3 separate regions of the Homo sapiens genome follow, and all the other regions are linked to region 3. The links are chromatin contacts, found by Hi-C in ENCODE. All regions are on one chromosome and are shown on one strand. Each heading gives the region's core, a stretch centred on a gene start or an enhancer-like site at or near the end of the contact. The rest is flanking DNA. Distances are from core to core; before and after follow the strand shown. Region 1 holds the start of TIMM8B (translocase of inner mitochondrial membrane 8 homolog B). Region 2 holds the start of ALG9 (ALG9 alpha-1,2-mannosyltransferase). Region 3 holds the start of DDX10 (DEAD-box helicase 10).

The links. A loop is a pair of places that touch in the nucleus more often than their neighbours do. Pooled maps may share reads with other maps.
Region 1: a map of CD8-positive, alpha-beta T cell shows a loop between it and region 3 (8-fold over the local background). The contact joins the promoter of TIMM8B here to the promoter of DDX10 in region 3. A Hi-C loop is called at or near these places in 3 of 168 maps with a recorded cell type or tissue (CD8-positive, alpha-beta T cell and naive thymus-derived CD4-positive, alpha-beta T cell) and 9 of 50 pooled maps.
Region 2: a loop to region 3 is called in a map of B cell, with 8 times the contacts of the local background. The contact joins the promoter of ALG9 here to the promoter of DDX10 in region 3. A Hi-C loop is called at or near these places in 4 of 168 maps with a recorded cell type or tissue (B cell, CD8-positive, alpha-beta T cell and naive thymus-derived CD4-positive, alpha-beta T cell) and 10 of 50 pooled maps.

The regions. Positions count from the first base shown.
Region 1 is chr11:112,084,114-112,088,005 of GRCh38, forward strand. TIMM8B (translocase of inner mitochondrial membrane 8 homolog B) reads right to left here and starts at 2,643. Exons shown (of 2, transcript NM_012459.4): 1 at 2,527-2,643; 2 at 687-1,349. The coding sequence starts at 2,610. The coding sequence ends at 1,182. It overlaps SDHD (succinate dehydrogenase complex subunit D), which reads left to right and starts at 2,760. Exons shown (of 4, transcript NM_003002.4): 1 at 2,760-2,846; 2 at 3,744-3,860. The coding sequence starts at 2,795. It overlaps NKAPD1 (NKAP domain containing 1), which reads left to right. Exons shown (of 6, transcript NM_018195.4): 6 at 1-1,037. RefSeq lists enhancers at 2,198-3,397, 2,761-3,030, 3,724-3,892.
Region 2 is chr11:111,870,253-111,874,626 of GRCh38, forward strand. It overlaps ALG9 (ALG9 alpha-1,2-mannosyltransferase), which reads right to left and starts at 1,329. Exons shown (of 15, transcript NM_024740.2): 1 at 1,100-1,329; 2 at 1-118. The coding sequence starts at 1,230. FDXACB1 (ferredoxin-fold anticodon binding domain containing 1) reads right to left here. Exons shown (of 5, transcript NM_138378.3): 5 at 3,804-4,374. RefSeq lists a silencer at 965-1,274.
Region 3 is chr11:108,662,468-108,666,395 of GRCh38, forward strand. DDX10 (DEAD-box helicase 10) reads left to right here and starts at 2,602. Exons shown (of 18, transcript NM_004398.4): 1 at 2,602-2,872. The coding sequence starts at 2,687.

The sequences.
Region 1 (3,892 bases), core at 1,393-3,892, 3.4 Mb after region 3:
AGTAAAAAGCTTGAAAACTCAGACTTTCGGTCTTGGTTCTGCCACTCATTGGTTATGAGGAGGCCCAGAGCAGGTAAGTTCACCTTCCTGGCCTTACTTTCCTGATGTGTAATACGGAATTACTTCACAGTAGCATGACAGTATAAGACACCAGCAGTAGATACAACTATGATGACATTCCATGAGTTGGTATTTTTAGTTCTAACTGCTAAATTTGTTCTCTTTACGGGACAGATTTCTAATAAAGTGCTTGGTCTTAAAATACATGGTTGGACAGAGGTGCCCTATCCCTTAACTATGAGCAGGTGCTACCTTTTGGGATATTTATTTTAAATTTTAATACTTTGGTACTCAATTGTCAGTGTTCCATGGTGTGTATTTTTATTTTTGGGATTAGTGGGGGTCTAAAGGGAGAAGAATAGTCTCTAATTACTACCTCTTAACCTAAAGCAATTATTTTGTTCCTGGAGCAAGTTAAATCTTTGTTGGAAGGAGCTTTGGCCATATATTTTTTAGCATGCATTGTTTCTGTGCCCTGAAAGTACCTGAAAGGTTTTAAGCACAGACTCAGGAAAATGTGCCAGTAGAACAGGCCATCTCCAGGAAATTGGCTCTATTTGGGTCCTGACCTTCCCTTCCTCCCAAGTTAGCAGGCTTGTTCTTTCGCAAGGAATACACATCTTGCCTTTTTTTTTTTTTTTTTGCCATGTTTTCCTTTTCTTGGTCATGTATAAGCAATAAAGCTGTTTTTTGTTCTTCATCTTTCTTAACCCCAAATTTTCTTCTATGCCTTAGGCTTCGATGGTTCTTCCAACCCCCTTAATATGGCTTAGGGTGGTTTTTCAAAACCTACAATCCCCCATTTGCACTACTGGCCATGGAACATTTATTTCTAGTGTTCCTGCCAATCAGAGATCTCTATATTAAATTCTAAAATGGGATTAAAAGAAGAGTTGGAGAATTCACACTTATTGAGTAACTGATGTCATACAACCTGGAATTTCTGAATTCCAAATAAATAAATTTCACTCTTTGAACATTTCATCTTTTACTTTTTAGCACCAACAGACTTGATAACAGCCTGATGCTGATCTGACAATGGGTTGATAGCCTTCCCCCACTGACCCTTAAATCTGCTTAGTAACAAGTCCTTTGCTTCTGTCATTCTCCTGGGGGATGGCCTACTGCCCTCCTTTCTGTACAATCTGGGCAAACCGACTGGTGATGGCAAGAGTGGTGTCAATGAAGCGGTCTACACAGCTGGAGAGACAATTTTCAGTGCGAGAGTCTAGGCGATTCCCTGGCTTCTCCACACATTTATCCCAACATAACTCCATGAAGTGATGCACCTAAAAGGAAAGAAAAATAGTAACCATTGGGGTCTGCAGATAGGCCTAACTCTTGTTTATTAACTTCTCACTTTTTGACACCTGACAAAACCATTCTTTAAATCAACCACGGAGTCACTTTGGGCTCTTCTCTTTCTTCATTTCCTAATTAGTCACCAATATTGATCCAGATCCTCGTCCCTACAGATTGTACATTCTCAGGTAGGACTAATAACCTTTTATATTCCCCAAAGTAGCTAGCACCATTGTGAACCAACTAGGGAACCAATTAATTTTCCCAAACTATTGCACTCATTTTATTCCAAACCTATCCCCTAGACAAGGTAATTCTTCCATTAACCTTTTGGGGGTTATGGATCCACTCCCCAGAAAAATGCACATACAGGCACAGAAATTATGTGCACTGTCATTAGAATGTTCAGGGCCCAAAGATTTCTAGCCAGGGTTCTTGCTGGTCATCCGAGCACCCTCTTCCTCCCACCCAAAAGGAAAAAACCATTTTACCAAGAGCTTACTATTTGTGAGGCTGGGTACTAAGAAATCAGTTCTCTCTAAGGTCCTCAAGGATAGCTGTCATCACCTCCCATTTAAGAGGCGTGATTATGTAGTCCAAGGTCATGTAGCCAGCAAGAAGTCAGGCCGCGTTAGAACCATGTCCGAAGGGCTCCAAACCCTTGTTCTACATCCATAGTCTACAGCGACTACTTCAGAGTCCACCTTCCTCCGATAATGTTCTAGTCGTTTTCAAATACATTGTCGCATATGATCCTCACAATCCAGTGAGGCAGTGGGGTGACGGCGACACCAAAACCCACAGTGGATGAGTATCTTTTCTACGGGCACGTGGCCTGCAAGGAGCAGAGGGAGGATGAGAACCCAGATCTTTCGAATGCCAGCCCAGTCATGTCGCCGGCTAACTAGTCTCCCGTACCCTTGCGTCGCCCAAATCTTCCCTGTTTTACACCTTTTCTTTTCTCCACGCTACGCTTATATACCTGGCACCTGAGCACTACCGGTCACCAGGGACAGGAGAGCCATAACTTTGTCTTTCGTGAGGGGAATGGGATGCAGCCGGGATCGAGCACCAGTGAGCCGCCAGTGTACAGACCTCCGAGCGTGCCCAGGACCACCAAGGAAGGTGAAACTTCCTTTCCCTTCACCCTCCCCGTCCCCGCACCTGTGCAGTAAACTGCGCCTTCTGCTGCTCGGCGGCCACCAGGCGCTGCAACTCCGCTTCATCGGCTTCGCCCAGCTCCGCCATTGTTCGCCTCAGGCTCGCCACCTTCCGACAGCTGTGTTTGCGCATGCGCGACGGGTGTGCACCGCCTCTCGACTTCCGGTTCACCCAGCATTTCCTCTTCCCTGTTTTCTTTCGTCGTCGTGGGTGGGAATTGTCGCCTAAGTGGTTCCGGGTTGGTGGATGACCTTGAGCCCTCAGGAACGAGATGGCGGTTCTCTGGAGGCTGAGTGCCGTTTGCGGTGCCCTAGGAGGCCGAGGTGAGGGGTCTTCCCACCCTGAGGTGCTTAGCGTAGCCTCCAGCCAGGGAAGGGGATGGAAGTGAGGACTCATCTGCCGGGTGGGAGATCTCTTGAGGAGAAGAAAATACCGAAATCACAGCAATGACCACTGTAGTCTAGGGGTCCAGATGTTTACCCGAAGGTATATTTCACTTGCTGTGAGCTGACGAGTTGAGGGAATAATCAGAAAGAGAGCTCCCTCTGGAAGTCGCAGTCCTGATGAGGCTAATCCACATAGCAGTTCTGTTTTCTCCCCGTTCACTGTCCCTAGAATGCTCCCCACTCGCTCCCACCCTGAGTCGGGAAAGAGGGTTAGGAGCTTGCCCATTTCTTCTGGAGTTGGTGTGTTTGGATGTGGGAGTGGAGGGGGGATCAGTTCGAAAATCATTTAACCTGGGCATTTGTGTTACCTCAGGTACTGTAGTAATGCTAGGATACAAATGTGAAGAAAACGTAGTTCCCGCCCTCAACGAGCTTTCATTCTGATGAGGAAAACACTGTCATAGTAGTCCGGGCAAGATGAGGTCCTGAACTAGGAAAGTAGCACAAAGAAAAGAAGATTGTCTCAAGAACTGTTAAAGAGATACGCCAATAGGATTTGGCGATTGAATTTAGGGGAAAAGTCTCTCATGATTTCCAGATTACTGAGTTAGGTTAAAGAATGCCTGAGGTGTCATTAAATAAAGTAGGGAACATGCAGATGTTCCCTGGTCTTAACTTCACAGTAACCCCAGTGAAATAGATGCTATCTTCATTTTACAAATAAGATGTTATCCCCTATTTATTGTTAAGTAGCTTACCTATGGTCATTTAGAAAGTTTGTCAGTCCTGTTAAAGGAGAGGTTCTTATGATCATCCTAATGACTCTTTCCTCAGCTCTGTTGCTTCGAACTCCAGTGGTCAGACCTGCTCATATCTCAGCATTTCTTCAGGACCGACCTATCCCAGAATGGTGTGGAGTGCAGCACATACACTTGTCACCGAGCCACCATTGTATGTTCTCTCCATCGCTGCTGCTTTCTGGG
Region 2 (4,374 bases), core at 79-2,578, 3.2 Mb after region 3:
TTCATCACAGTCAGAGATGTTGCTCAGGAGAGCAGCACATAACCTTGCTGAAAGCAGACACTTGAAAGCAGTAGATCCTTCAGGTGCCCAGACTTGTCCTGCTTTGTTCCCAGATAACCTGTTCAAAAGCAAAAAAAAAAAAAAAAAAAAAAGCATGTCAGGAAGGACCTGCTAATCAGAAGACCTAAATCTAGATAGAAAGGACAAAAAGGGCAAGGGACATCAAAGCACTTAAGTTATTCACCTAAAAAGGTGAATAGCTAGTTGTTTTTTCTCAGTAAAATTAATAAAAATTCAGATTTTTAAGAAAAAATTTTTATGAGATAGGGTCTTGCTATGTTGCCCAGGCTGGACTTAAACTCCTAGGCTCAAGTAATCCTCCTGCCTCAGCCTTCTGAAGAATTGACTTTAATCACTCAATCACTCCTTCCACTTCCTGCTTTTAAGGCATAAATTAACTCATACACTTTAGCTCAATGCATTTATGTCACTCCATTTATCCCAAGCCAACTAATCACTCACTTGAAGGCCACAAAGCTGTCATTCTCCTTTTCTTTCTTTTCTTAACAAGGTCATTGCTTTTGATGGCTTTATTCATTCCCCCTTATGTTCAGATAGAAGCCTAGGTGCAAGGTACATAGCCTACTCCAATTCCATATGTTGACAGCTCCCTTAATGCAGTTCTAACCTGCAGCCTCCAGGGTTTGGGAAGAGGTGATGGCGGGTTGGATGGGCCCAGTAAAGGGTCGGGACTTGAGGGAGAATAAAAGGAGCTGTGAGGAACAGCCGTAAAAGGTATACTCTTTGATCCTGTCTACATCTCCCACAGAGGCTGTGCCCACTCTAGGCCTGGCCCAGGAGCATCACAGATCCGCACTCCAAGGCAGTTTTACAGCGCAGTGGAGGGATCTAAGGTGGGCGAAGACTGAATGCTGACCCGCCCAGGAAGACCAATAGGACCTAGCTGAAGAGGGAGCTCGGGCCTCCCGCGGTGAGGCCAGGCCGGACTGAGCCCCGCGCGCCACAGCTAAGACCCTCCCGGGGGCAGCCCCGAACCGCCCCGCCGGCCGGCCACGCCCCTGCCGCGCCGCACACGTACTCGGTCCGGTGCTCCGCGCCGCCCGCCTCTCGGCTGCCCAGCAGCTCCCGCAGCTTGTCCGCAGCCGGGGCCGTATCCCCACTGCTGGCCCCGCTGCCCTTCAGGCGCTGCCGAGCCCCTCGACTAGCCATGGCAAGCCTGGGGAAAAAAGAATTCGGCACCCTATGAAGTCGGTGAGCGCGCAGACATAGCTTTGGCTGGCAAACGGTGTCCGCCGAGGGACAAAAGACCTTGACATGCGCAGAAAATACTAAATTATAGCGTTACTGGGCCAATTGGGGCAGATCCCCGAGTAGCGAAGAAATAGAACCTGAGGAGTTTCTTCATCAGGGCTGTCCCATCCACCTGCTTCTAACTCTAGCCATTCCTACCTCCCTCCAACCCTCTTTTCCGTCACTTTTCAGCATTCTCCATTCTCAAAAAAAAAAAAAACCACCTCTCAGCTCCCCTATTTAAATGAAAAAACAAATAGAAAGTGATTAAAGAAATCTACATAGTGAGATGTGAAGTATTCAGTTAAATATCACAGCACAGCTATCTACTAAAAGGTCCTTAAAATGTCATTTTTAACACCTTGCCTTCTCTGTATTTTGGTAAGAGTGACAGAGGCAGCCTGTAGCTAAAAACTGCTTCAGAGAGACAAACCGGTAATGGCAGAGTGTAGACTGATGAAATTCTGTGCGGCAAATTGAACCAGATGTCCATCACTGTCATCGCTACTACGGCATTGTGGTAGGCATTTTACATATTTTATCCTTTTTAAACTTAATACAACAACCTTGTTTTATTTACCAGGAAACTAAATAAACTTGGAGCTAGTAAATGGTGGAGCTATGTTCCAGCCCAGGACTATCTTACCGGAAAGCCCATGCTCTCTCTTCCCACCAGATCTGGTGAAAGGTCTTCATTTCCTACAATCATTTTTATACTGGCACATTGATGATATCATACCTGTGACCCCCATATCTTGGGGGTCATTCATCTAATCCTGACACTCTATCCACTCCTCTAATCACAGAGCTATATCCTACCCTGTCGAGCTCCATGCCAGTAACTGGGACAAGTTTATAGAGGGAATGCTAATCTCTTGACAAGGTCTCAGAAGGTTGTGATTTCCTACTAAAAATTCCCAAGTATTGAAAATGGAGATTGATCATATTGCTCAATTCTCACATGCAGTCATTAGTTACCAAGTTCAAATATCCAGCTTAACTCTTTTTTTCTTTTCTTTTTCTTCTTTTTTTTTTTTTTTTTTTGAGACAAGAGTCTTCCTTGCTCACCCAGGCTAGAGTGCAGTGGCACAATCTCAGCTTACTGCAACCTCTGCCCCCTAGGTTCAAGAGATTGTCTTGCCTCAGCCTCCCTAGTAGCAGGGACTATTGCCACCACACTGGCTAATTTTTGTATTTTTAGTAGAGATTAGGTTTCGTCATGTTGGCCAGGCTGGTCTGGAACTCCTGGCCTCAAGTGATCCACTTACCTCAGCCTCCCAGAATGCTGGGATTATAGGCGTGAGCCACTACACCCAGCCTAACTGTATCTCATATACCCATCTCCTCCTTTTCATTTAAGTCTAATGCAGGTCCCTCCCTGTCTACGTAGGACTAACACAATAGCATCTCCACAGGGATCACTCATCTCAAATTCATCCTGTGCAACATTAACCAGTTAATTTTCCAAAGCACTACTCTGGGGCACTTCCTTAATAAAAAACCACCGGATGTTTTCCTATTGCCTACCAAATAAAGTACAAACTCCTTATTCTAGCATTTGGTATTCATGAACTCCAGCCCCAACTTACCGTTCCAATCTTATCTCCCACTACTTTCCTATGCACACTTTACATCCCAGCTAACTAGCCTAGAAAGTGCCCCCAAATGCTCCCTTATCTATATCTCTGTTTATGGATGTCCTCTGCCCAAAATGCACACCCTACTTGCCTAACAATTCTCCCTTCACATTCCTGCCCTTGTTTTAAGATCCAGCTTTCAAACGCTACCTTATACATGTACCAAGCACTACTGAGGATAGAAGAAAGGGATAAATCACATTACCTGCCATCAGTTAGCAAAATAGTCAATGTGGAGAGCTCAGCAATAGATGTGTCTGTAAGAGATCCCTTGATTCTTTATCCCACTCCCCAAACTTACTCGTATGGCAGTGTTTCCATCCAAGTTAATGACACTTCCAATCTTCTAGGTATTCAGGTCAAAAACCTAGTAGTCTTGCTTAATTCCTTTATTTCTCTAACCCCACACCTCTCTCACCCACACACAAATGTTTAATTCATCAGCAAGTCCTTCCAAATATTATCCAACCCAACATTTTACCACCTTGGTCCAGGTCATTATCTCATTTGCATTACTGCAATAACCTCCTAATTTGTCTCTGTACTTCCATTCTTGCCTTCCCAAGTGCTTTTCTCTAAGAATAAATAAGACAGTCATGTCTCTCACAGAATATAATCCCAAATGTGGAGCCTAACTATTAACAGGAGCATACATTACTTCACATTAGAGTACCGCATTCTGCAGAATCCTAAGCTAATTTTCCAGTGTCCCTTAGAGATACTTACAACAGAAGGCCCCAAAATCCAGAGAGGCAAAGTTTAATCACAGTTGAACGATTACTGTTAAAGACTAGGGAAGAAGTAACAGAAAGTAGCAGAAAGAACATGGGCTTTAGAGTCAAACAGACCCAAATGTTAACCCTAAATCTGACACTTTATTCGTTCCATGACTTTCAACCACAGAATTAAAATGGTGATGATTATAATAATAATACCAAAATTAATGTGGAATATTTGCAATTTCCCAAGCTAATAAATGTTAGTCTGATGCCAAAAACTACTCTCATAAGGTGATTTAATGAAATGATACAACAAAGTTAAGGGAAGAGTAATTGACAGTGTGGAAAACATATTTATATTTGATGAGACACTTAAGTTCTACTGCCTGTTCAACAATAGAGCATCTAAAGTACAAGATGCTGTTTTGTTTATTGTTTTAGTCACTTCTCGGGACCAAAATATTACACAACTCCAAATGTCACCAATCACATTATAATCTATAAGTTTCAGTAATAGAGTCAAGGTATCTTTAAGATCAACTAACAGTAGGCCGGGCGCGGTGGCTCACATCTATAATCCCAGCACTTTGGGAGGCCGACGCAGGCAGATCACGAGGCCGGGAGATTGAGACCATCCTGGCTAACACGGTGAAACCTCGTCTCTACTAAAAATACAAAAAAAAAAATTAGCCAGGCGTGGTGGCAGG
Region 3 (3,928 bases), core at 1,352-3,851:
CTAAGAATATTGATAGTGATTTTTTTTTGAAGGCCTATTTTGCTCTCTGCATTAGTTTACTAATTTTGGCTTACAACTTTTAAGTTAAAGGATTTCCTAAAATATTTGTTGGTCTTTGGTTATTCGCCCATATTTAAGAATAAGGCTGAGTAGAAATGAGTGAATGGAGGGCTTATTAACTGATAAGTTTCACTAAAGAGCAATGGGGTGGTTAGTGAGTTGTCATTTATTTGGCTGCTGCCAAAATGTCTTTTTTCTTTCTCTCTCTTTTTGTTTTTGTTTTTGTTTTTTTTTTTTTGAGACAGAGTCTGGCTCTGTCACCCAGCCTGGAGTGCAGTGGCAGTATCAGGGCTTACTGCAGCCTTGACTTCTGTAGGCTCAAGTGAACTTCCTGCCTTGGCCCCCTAGTTTCTGGGACTACAGGTGTGTGCAACCAAGCTCGGCTAATTTTTTTGAATTTTGGTACAGGCAAGGTCTCACTATGTTGCCCAGGCTGGTCTCGAACTTCCGGGTTCAAGCAATCCTCCCACCTTGGCCTCAGAAAGTGCTGGGATTATAGCTATGAGCCACCGTGCCTGGCCCCTAGATGTTATTGAGGTCTTTCTCTTGGACATTCAGTTTTCCTAGAGTTGAACCTTCCAGTTTCTTGCCTGGGGCGCATATATGCCTGACTCCTACAGTTTTAGGAAAAAAGTGAGTTATAGCTGAGGGCCTTATCGTTCTGTAGGTATGCATATGTGGTATACATATGTAGTAAAATACACATCACATAAAATTTACCATTTTAGCCATTTGTAAGTATACAATTCAGTTGCATTAATTACATTCTCATTGTTGTGCAACCAATCTGCAGAACTCTTTTCATCTTACCAAACTGGAACTCTGCACTGATTAAACAGTAACCCCCTGGTTGCCTGAGTCCCTGGCAACCACAAGTCTACTTTCTCTATTATTTTGACAACTCTAAGTTTCTCATATAAATAGAACCATATATAGTATTTGTCCTTTTGTGACTGGCTTATTTCACTTAGCTTAATATTCTTAAAGTTTATCCACGTTGTGGCATGTGTCAGAAATTCCTTCTTTATGAAGGCTGAATAATATTCCATTTTAGGTACATATTATGTTTTGTTTACTCATTCATCAGTTGATAGACACCTGGGTTGCTTCCACATTTTAGCTATAGTGCTGTGGTGAACACGGTATGCAAATATCTGAGACCCTGCTTTCGATTATTTTGGCTATGCATACCCAGAAGTGAAATTGCTGGCTCACGTGGAGTTCTATTTTTAATTTTTTGAGGATGTATATACACTTTCATGTAATCACTCCTTATTGAGCTTTACTGTCTACCACATCTAGTGTTCCTGAGTGTGGAAATTCTCTTGTTCACCTCCTGTCCTCACTCCCTTCCAATAAGCCATGTCTTGTTTGGAGGATGGGCATAGAGTTGAGAGTAGTGATCTGGATATGTGGGGTTGGAAAGGAAATTTGAGAGCCCAAAATTCTGCCTGTGAACTTTGAACTCAATTTTCCAATCTCCTTTGCTACAGCTAAGCTCTCCCACCCACATCCGGTGTTTTCCTGGAGGCTGTAGGTAAATGTGTCAAAAAATTCAATTCATTGAAAGCCAGTTCACTTAAATGTCCAACTTGCAATAACTTTTCTATTACCTCCTTTTTTTTTTTTTTTTGACGGAGTTTCACTCTTTCACCCAGGCTGTGGTGAAGTGGGGCGATCTTGGCTCACTATAACCTCCGCCCCCGGGGTTCAAGCGATTCTCCTGCCTCAGCCTCCCAAGTAGCTAGGATTATAGGTGTGCACCACCACGCCTGGCTAATTTTTGTATTTTTAGCAGAGACAGGGCATCACCATATTGGCCAGGCTGGTCTCGACCTCCTGACCTCAGGTGATCCACCCACCTCGACCTCCCAAATTGCTGGAATTACAGGCGTGAGCCACCGTGCCCGGCCTCTATTACCTACCTCCTTACGTTTAGTTATCATTTTGTCTCCATAAAAGCATTTTAAGGCAAATTCAATTTGATTCCGTTCCAGTTTCCTTGCTGTTGCAGCTAGAGTCTGAGGGGCCCAGAGGAAAAGGAAAACCCAGAGGGGCATAAGAAGAATATAGAATATTCATTTTTATTCCTGAGGAAGTACAACCACCATGGATGGAAATCAGAAGTCACTAACTAGCTGTTTACTTCTGGGCAAATCTTTTGGCTCGTTGGCCCGAAAAGTGCAAAACGAGGGTCACAATTTTCATTCACAGATTGTATGTGTTTACACACATACTCACGAACGCTTAGCAAAGTTGAACCTGGAGCAAATGTGTTAATAGCCCTTAAAGGGTCAGTGTATGACGTCACCATAGTAACAACAACAGTGCGCATGCGTTTTTTTTTAAAGAGCCGGCGTGCTCCCGGCTCGGCTCAGCTCGCCCCCTTCCGTGGAGTGCTGCGCCCCCGTTTCCCCAGGCTGCCCCTCCCAGCAGGAGCCAATTCGCCAATCACAGCCCTCCTTTTCCTGACGTCATTGGCGCGTGCCCCGGTTTCAAAAGCTCGGGGGCGGGCTTCTGAGTTCGCGCATGCGCCTCTGTGCGTTTGTCCCATGCTGGTTCCGTGAGTCTGGCCTTAGGTGTCTCGTGTCTGGGGTTGATCCGAGCTGTCGCCGCCGCCGCCGCAATGGGCAAAACGGCCAACTCTCCGGGTTCGGGAGCCCGACCCGACCCGGTGCGGAGCTTCAATCGCTGGAAGAAAAAACACAGCCATAGGCAGAACAAAAAGAAGCAGTTGAGGAAGCAACTGAAGAAACCCGAATGGCAGGTCGAGCGCGAGAGTATCAGCCGCCTCATGCAGAACTATGAAAAGGTGAGGCCGGCGCTGGGGAGGGGGCTCGGGCCGGCCAGCAGCGGGGCAGCGTCTCACTGCGGCGAGGAGTTGCAGAGTGGAGGCGGCGGATCTGTCACCGGGACCCGGCCGGGAATGAGAGGTCACGCCGGGTGCCACAGCTCAAACCTCTGCACCGTTCTGGCCACTCTTCTGCTTGCCACACTGTTCCTAAAAAAATAATAGAAATGCGGCCGTACCTAAGGGTAGGGAGACTAATGCTGTAATAGCTACAGTCATATTCATATTAATAATACTGATGACAATAGTGGTAATAATGACACCTACATTTTTAAGCACTCACCATGTGCTTACAGTAATTGTTTGACTTGATCTGAGGTATGGATATTAATAATCCTATTTAACAGATGAGATAATTGAGGTTCTAAGAGGAATGAAACTTGTCCGAATCTTTCACGCTTAGTAGGTGGTGTGGAATTGGAAGCTAGATCCATGTCTTTCTAATCCCAAAGCCTTTGCTTTTAACCATGAAGCCAGACTGCATCCCTCAACATCATCTATGCTCCTTCCTGTGGCCACCTCATTTTCTCCACAGGCTTCATGTCCCCATCCAAGAATTGGCCTAGAAAAGCTGGACCGCTGGTCTGTTTCTGTCACCTATCATCCCCACATTGTAGCTGGTGTTCCCAGATGAGTATACCTGTAATGATCACTTTGACCTCCTGACTTCTTCCCCCAACCTCCAGACTCCACAGGTCTGTCAATTCCTCTTTTCCCTTTCCCTAAATCCCATGTTTGTTGGTCTTCACCCACATCTTTCAGCTTCTCAGCCCCCTTCTAGTGCAGTACAATCAGGGATTTAACAGATGGAACATTCTTGTAACTAAGGTTGCCATTGTAACAAATTACCACAAACTTGGCGGCTTAAAACAACAGAGATCTTGAGGTCAGGAGTTCGAGACCAGCCTGACCAACATGGTGAAACCCCGCCTCTACTAAAAATACAAAAAAATTAGCTGGGCCTAGTGGTGGGTGCCTGTAATCCCAGCTACTCGGGAGGCTGAGGCAAGAGAATCG